Regions from separate parts of the Mus musculus genome. Here region 1 is linked to region 2. The links are chromatin contacts, found by Hi-C or POLR2A ChIA-PET in ENCODE. All regions are on one chromosome and are shown on one strand. Each heading gives the region's core, a stretch centred on a gene start or an enhancer-like site at or near the end of the contact. The rest is flanking DNA. Distances are from core to core; before and after follow the strand shown.

The links. A loop is a pair of places that touch in the nucleus more often than their neighbours do. ChIA-PET counts read pairs that join two places held with the same protein, here RNA polymerase II (POLR2A).
Region 1: a loop to region 2 is called in a map of mouse trophoblast stem cell, with 4 times the contacts of the local background. The contact joins the enhancer-like site here to the promoter of Tmem158 in region 2. A Hi-C loop is called at or near these places in 33 of 37 maps with a recorded cell type or tissue (CH12.LX, CH12F3, ES-E14 and 11 more). POLR2A ChIA-PET finds 5 or more read pairs at or near these places in 3 of 5 experiments (Patski and embryonic stem cell).

What each region holds. Positions count from the first base shown.
Region 1 is chr9:123,154,956-123,158,579 of GRCm38, forward strand. Clec3b (C-type lectin domain family 3, member b) reads left to right here. Exons shown (of 3, transcript NM_011606.2): 3 at 1,792-2,477. The coding sequence ends at 2,192. Among named protein-coding and RNA genes, the nearest start is that of Gm23323, 5.6 kb to the right of the region's middle. Within about 2 kb of position 2,201, at least 1 of the 3 ENCODE cell types and tissues checked has a DNase peak (open chromatin) inside an H3K27ac peak, as active enhancers do; it is heart, where a contact is called at or near this core.
Region 2 is chr9:123,259,074-123,262,700 of GRCm38, forward strand. Tmem158 (transmembrane protein 158) reads right to left here and starts at 1,716. Exons shown (of 1, transcript NM_001002267.2): 1 at 1-1,716. The coding sequence starts at 1,472. The coding sequence ends at 612.

The DNA of each region.
Region 1 (3,624 bases), core at 951-3,450, 100 kb before region 2:
GCTGGAGAGATGGCATAGCTATTGAGGATGCTTGCTTTCACAGAGGACCAGAGTTTGATTCTTATCACCACATCTGGTGGCTCACAACTGCCTGTAACTCCAGTTCCAAAGGACCTAACGATTTCTGTCCTCCATGGGCACTTCATGTCACATGCATTAACCCCCAACACTACCAACACTACCAACACACACACACACACACACACACACACACACACACACACACACTTTAAAAATAAAAATAAGGCATGGTAGCTCATGTCTTTAATCCCAACACTCAGGAGGCAGATGTAGGCGAATCTCTGTGAGCTCAAGGCTAGCCTGGTCTACAAAATGAGATCCAGGCTACTCAGGGTCATACAGTGAGACTCTATCTCAAAAACAAAAACAAATAATAATAAGATAAATAAAAAAAATAAAATCTTGGAGCTGGAGAGATGGCTTAGTCATTGAGAGCACTAACTGCTTCTCCATAGAACCTGAACCAGTTCCCAGCACCCACATAGTGACTCATAGCCATCTATAATTCTAGCTCCAAGGGATTTAATGCCTTCTGTCCTGAGGACAACCCCACACAGATGTGATATACACTCACACAGGTACATGTATATACACATAAAAAACTTCTAAAAATAAAATATTAAAAAAATAAAAGATGGTCTGAGGCAGAGGGATTCTCATGGTCACCCAGCTGGGGAGTGGCAAAGCAGGACCAGGGCCTCATAGCTTGGGCACTCTAGTGGCCAGGAGAGCCAGCTTTTACTTTCTTGCTTGGGGAAGCCTAAACAGACTGGACATCCACTCTGCCAGGCCAGTCCTCTTTCAAGTTAGTTGTCCCTCTCCATCACGGTCATCTTGCATGTGTCTATTCTCATTCTCTACCCACCCTGTGACCTTGCTCTGTTCTATAGTGTGCCGTGAGCATACCTTGTGTGTGCTTGGCTCTGGGCTGTGTATACGATGCATCTGTGTGTTGTGGGTGTGCTTTAGAGTCTGTGACTAAACACTTCTATGAGGCCTAGCTGTCAAATCCCTCAGGGACATGGGAATGTTTCTCTTTAATATTCGCTGGGTGGAATGGCTAAGTGCAAGGGGCAGGGCCAATATGGAGCTCTGACATATGTGACCCCGCAGCAAAAACCACACACTCCATCTGTCTGATGCAGAAATTAAGCTAAACACAAGCTGCAACATCAAGCTCACCATGGGCACCTTCCTCCTAACCTGGGAGACCAGTGTTGCACTGAACACTCTAGTTTAGAGTAGTTTTTGAAATGGCCATTCCTTACCATCTTTTTTTTTTTTTTTCCACAAATGCTCCTGAAGTCCCAGTTCCACTCACCCAGCCAGGGACCTGGTCTGAGCAGAGGTCCCCTGTGTTGATCCCCTGTGTAGAAGCTTGCTGGCCCTCAGACAGGAGTGGTAGATACTAAGTAACCAGAGTGGGGTCTCTAGTTCTAGTAGGTAAATGTCTAGCAGTATGAGCTAGTAGCTTGATCCCAGGGAGGGGAAACTATCAGGGACCAGGTGACTTCTTCACTCCCTTTATCTCTGGAAGTCAGTGACCCTGGCTAGGTCGCCCTTTGCAGCAGAGGTGTGTCCATTCCAGGAGCAGGGCACCATGTCCCTTCTTACTGGGCTCTTCAGGGTCTGCCACAGCAGGGTCCTGAGGCGAGAGCAAGCAGGCTTCAGGAGATGGATGGGATGGGGTGAAGGGTGGGAGTCAGCCTGGAAGAGGTCTCTTGGCCTCGGAGCATCCAAACCTTCTGTGACAGCCATCTCTCCCTTCAGTGTGCCTGAAGGGCACCAAGGTGAACTTGAAGTGCCTCCTGGCCTTCACCCAACCGAAGACCTTCCATGAGGCGAGCGAGGACTGCATCTCGCAAGGGGGCACGCTGGGCACCCCGCAGTCAGAGCTAGAGAACGAGGCGCTGTTCGAGTACGCGCGCCACAGCGTGGGCAACGATGCGAACATCTGGCTGGGCCTCAACGACATGGCCGCGGAAGGCGCCTGGGTGGACATGACCGGCGGCCTCCTGGCCTACAAGAACTGGGAGACGGAGATCACGACGCAACCCGACGGCGGCAAAGCCGAGAACTGCGCCGCCCTGTCTGGCGCAGCCAACGGCAAGTGGTTCGACAAGCGATGCCGCGATCAGTTGCCCTACATCTGCCAGTTTGCCATTGTGTAGTACAGCCGCTACTAGCCCAGCCCGGAGCGGAGGGGCTGGGCCTGGGCCAGGGAGGGGTGTGAACCACAAAGAGCAGAAGGCTGTTGAAGGGTGGGGCTTGTGAGCTTGCTATATGGGCGGGGTGGGGTGGGGGGGCGTTGGGGCTGAGCTGAACATTGGTGAGTGGGGCGGGCCTGGTGGTTCTCAGGGAGAGACAAGTTGTTGCAGGGCCCAGAGGGGCGGGGAGACCTTCTGTTCCTCTCTCTGCTTGGTTTTTGCAAATAAAGTTGGTGCAGAATTCCTGAAGTTGGGGGCTGGCGAGATGGCTCAGTGGTTAAGAGCGCCGACTGCTCTTCTGAAGGTCCCGAGCTCAAATCCCAGCAACCACATGGTGGCTCACAACCATCCATAACGAAATCTGATGCCCTCTTCTGGAGTGTCTGAAGACAGCTACAGTGTACTTACATATAATAAATAAATAAATCTTAAAAAAAAAAAAAAAAAAAAAAAAAAAAAGAATTCCTGAAGTTGGCTGGTCGGCAGATTAGGGCGGGAAGAAGATCCCAGGAGCCTGGCCCCAAACCCAGGAGAGCCTTAGTCACATTTCCAGTCTGCTTTCTGTAGAGACTAATTCCCTCTGCTGGACTACAACACACACTCCAATTCTGGCAGGCATGTTTGGGATATGGGGTGGGGCTATCCCTTCTCTTGTTGGGGATCCATCTGGGAGAAACATAGGCATGCAGGGGGCTTTTGTGGAGTAAAGGATGAGTGGAGTATCAAGCCTTCCCAAGAAGATTCCCATCTGCCTCTATTGTCCCAGGAGGCTGGTCCAGGAGCCAAATATAACAGTTGCCAACACTGCCTGGCTAGTGTGTTCCTTTCCCTCCCACTGCTTACAGCCAGCCAGGGGTTCCACATTGCTTCTTATCAGCACAGAGAATCACTGAGCCTACCATACTGCAGGAACTTATATGTAGTCTGGTTTATTTTTTTTTCACCCAGGACAGTATGTGTTGTTATAACCGGGCTGATTCTACAGGCCTGGGCCTTCCCACCACCATGGAATACTGGTCTCACATGACGAGAACTCTCCAAAAATGAAACACAGTAGCCTCATGCCTCCCCTTCCTCAAGTGGCTTATAGTGTGACCTGGCCTAGACCACCTCTGTGGACCCAGCTCTGATGATAGTGTGATTGACTGGGGCAGGAGAAAGCTTGTATGGAGCTGTATATGTCACCACCAGACTGCCTAGCACTGGGACATCGTTGTATGGGATTCAAGTCATGGGCAGAGTGAGGAGCCACAGCTGTTAGTGTTAAGAGTGAAGCCTGTTCTCGGGATGGTCAGCCAGCTAAGAGCTCTGATTCCAAAGAGTTCTGGTCAGATTTCTTTAACCACCATTATGGAAATCGTGCTGTTCCCAAGAAGCTGTGGGTCTTGGTAGAAAG
Region 2 (3,627 bases), core at 466-2,965:
ATTAAAAGCCAGAAAACCACATTAATACAAGAAGAAACGCCCACCAGGCCATGTCACTGAATAGATCGACTTGGAAAAGATTCATAAAGTTCTTTTGTAAGCAATTACAATAAATCCGTGTCAAATCTTCCCTCGTCCCCCCCTTTAAAAAAACAAACAAGAAGCTTCAAATACAACTACATTCAGATACAAAGAGCTCCTGTTACCACAGCTTTAGCAGTTGAATCTTTTTGTTTTGTATTTTTTTTTACTAAAACTTTCATTTAAAACAGTTATTAAATATATAAAACAAATACACAGGATCTGGTCACTTTCTGCCATAAATAAAGGGCATGTGGGCGCAGGGAGGGGGTGCCGCAGGGGAAAGAGCCGGTTTCCCTTGTGTCCTCGAGCCACGCGTGGATCCCACCCTTCAGCCCGAGAGCTTGCCCCTGCTCTTCCGAACCAGAACCTCAGCACAAACCCCACTTTCCCACCTCATTTGTGCCTCTCTGCGGTCCCCTCCCGGGAAAAGGATGAACAATAAGGACAGCACGAAGCGCACCTGCCCCGTCTCCGGTGAGGAAGGCGCGTGCGAGCGCTTACACAGCGCGGACGCGGGGCGGAGGGGGTCACTTAGGAGCCACCCCCGAGGTGACAGCCGCGGCAGCAGCAGCAGCAGCTGCAGCAGCGGCGGCGGCAGCGGCGGTAGTCCCCGCGGGTACGGCTGCAGGAGCGGCCGCGGGGGCGCCGGCGGTGGTCCGGCGCTGCTCCATGCCGTTGGGCAGGAAGCCGGCAATGATGGGCACCGGCCAGATGAGGGCGGCCACGCTCCACACCACGATGACCAGGGTCATGAAGCAGGCCACCAGCGTAGACTCGATGGGCTTGCGGTTCAGCCGCCAGCCCGGCTCGCCCTGCAGCTCCTCCAGGCTGAAGTCCAGGCAGCAGAAGTGACGAGGCTCGCCCTGCAGCCACAGCGGCCCCGGCTCGGCCGCCGGGTAGGCAGGCAGCGCGGTGGGAGCCCCGGCGGGAGCCCGCAGGCGGCCGCGCACCCAGCCGCAGCCCACGCACAGGCGCAGGTCTTGCTGCGCGCCGCCCGCCGCCAGCCCCAGATGCTCGATGAGCAGTGGTGGCCCGACGCGGTGGAAGGCGGCGGCGAAGAAGGCGCGGCCGTGCGCGTTGGTAGAGAAGAGCAGCAGGTCGCACTGCAAGCCCCGCGGGCGGCCCCAGCGCACGAGCAGCGAGCTCAGCATCTGTCGTTGCACGCTGATGTTGCAGGGCGCCGCCGGAGCCTCCTCTGGGCCCGCGCGCTCTGGGGGCGCCGATGCCGCCGATGCCAGCAGACGCGGGGTGGAGTGTTCGTTGGTGAAGGACGCATTGGCCGAGGCGTTTGGGGGCGTCCCTGCAAGGCCGGGCGCATCCGTGGCCCCGCCGTGCGCCGGCGGCAGCTGGCAGGCGGCGGCCAGTAGCGCGGCGAGAAGGGGCAGCATGGCCTGTGGCGAGCGCCTACGCGCGCGGGGCAGGCGGCGGCTGCATGGCGCGCAGGCGACCGTCCGGTGAGGGAACCGCGGGGCCTGGAAGGCCGAGGCGGAACTCTGCCAGTGTATTGGGACGACACCGGCTCACGGGCCGCGATGGCCTCTTCAGACTCCGCTCGTCGAGGTTCCGCTGCCCCCAGAGCTGGGGCCCTTGGACGGCCAGGAGGCTCTGCTGGCTCGCGGCGAAACGAGAGAGGATTCCCCTGCTCGGCTCCGCCTTCCGCGCGCCCCGCCCCCGGCTCACCGGGTGCGGGGAATTGGGAGGGCGGGGCTCCACTCGCAGGGGCGGGAACTGAAGACCTGAGCGACAGGGCGGTGCGTGGAGGCGGAGCGAGGGGACCCCCGAGGGCGGGAAGCCCAGAGCGAGTCCCGGAGCCCAGACAGTCCCTCTGTCACGCCCCCAGGAGAGCTAATCAGTACCTCCTTTCTGCTTAGGAGAAACTAAGAAGGGAGAAAGTCTCCGGGCTACCTCAGGAGCCAGAGACAGGACTCTTGTACCTTTCTGCTGAGTTCAGAAATTCAGATCTGGAGTCTGGCTGGTTTTAATGTGTCTTCACCACAATAGATACATATGGGTTTTTTTGTTGTTGTTGTTGTTTTGTTTTTTGTTTTGTTTTTGTTTCGTTGTTTTGTTTTACAGGAAGAGAACTCATAAAAAAATCCTCAAAATTCTGAAGTTTTGGTGTTGGTTGGGGCAATGGGAATGCAAATCCCACAGGTCGGATGCTTGAGGACACCTGCAGTCTAGTGTGCACATAGACACAAAAAATTTGTATGTTAGAGTCCATGAATATCAGTCTTCCGGGATGTATATTGTGGAGAGGTGGAGTTGTCAAGAGTAATTTAATAGGATACAATTTATATTAAGAAGCCTACCTGAGTCCTGAGCTTGATGGTACAAGTCTGTAATCCCAAGTGAGAATCCAGAGTCCAAGTTCCTTGGAGAGGCCAGCCTGGGCTACCTGAAAACCTGTCTCAAATAAACAAAATCCAGTACTAAGGTGGTGAGGAGAATTATGAGTTTGAGGACAGCCTGGGCTACACAGAAAGATGCTTTCTGTAAAGAACAAAAAACGTTCTTGGGAAGAAGAGGCAGCTCAGTTGGAAGGGTGCTTTCCTAGTGTCCTAGCAAGCCCAGGGTTCAATCCCCATCACAAAAAGGAGCAAACTGCACTTCCCTTGTTTTCTGGCCTCACACTTGGAAACTAATGTCAACTGACCCCTAAAATGGCTTGAAACAGTTGTGCTCTGTAAATCTAAGAGTGACCCTCCCTCTAAGCCAGCTAAGCTTTCCCAAGGGCCTGTGAAGGACAGGATGACAGCCATTGCTGGGTACAAAGTGCTAAATATATTTCTCTAAATAGTTCTCTCTCTCTCTTTCATTCTTTCTCCTGCTCTTTCTTTTGAGTCAAGGTTTCACTTCGTAGCTTTAGCTGTCCTGGAACTTATTATGTAGACCAGACCGGCCTCAAACTCTCAGAGATCCACTTGCCCCTGCTTCTTGAGTTCTGGGACTAAAGCCATGTACCACTAAACCCATCTTCTAAGTTGTTTTCTAACAAATAGTAACATTGGAATGAGGGAGAGACACAGGTAGACAGAGAGAAAGTGGGGAGAGAGAGAAGGGAGAGAGAGAGCCTTATAAACAGAATTCCCCAAAGTACCAAGTCTTCTCTGTTGGTCTTGGTTCCCTGAGTGACAGCCGGGCGGCTGGCACCCACCCTGCATGGGACTGTGTTATGTTAATGGAGCTTGCAGTCCAGCATCTACCCCACCTTCTCAGTGCTGGCCAGTTGGTTATCTATTCCTGCAAATCCAGCCCAGTGTGACTGGATTCTTGGTCTCTGTAAAAAAGGTTGATGTCCCTGAGGCACAGGACACACATCTATCTATCTATCTATCTATCTATCTATCTATCTATCTATCTATCTACTTTTGTGTTCCCAGATGGGACAATGTGCAGTTTCATGTTCTTATTTAAAATGACTTATCCTTTTAAGGAACAAAATATACTACCTGGTGTGGCAGCCTTGTTTAAATATGAGCCTACTTCAAAACAGGGATATCATGTGATCCCTAGGGCTTAAAGGGGCCTAGTTGTCAAGGA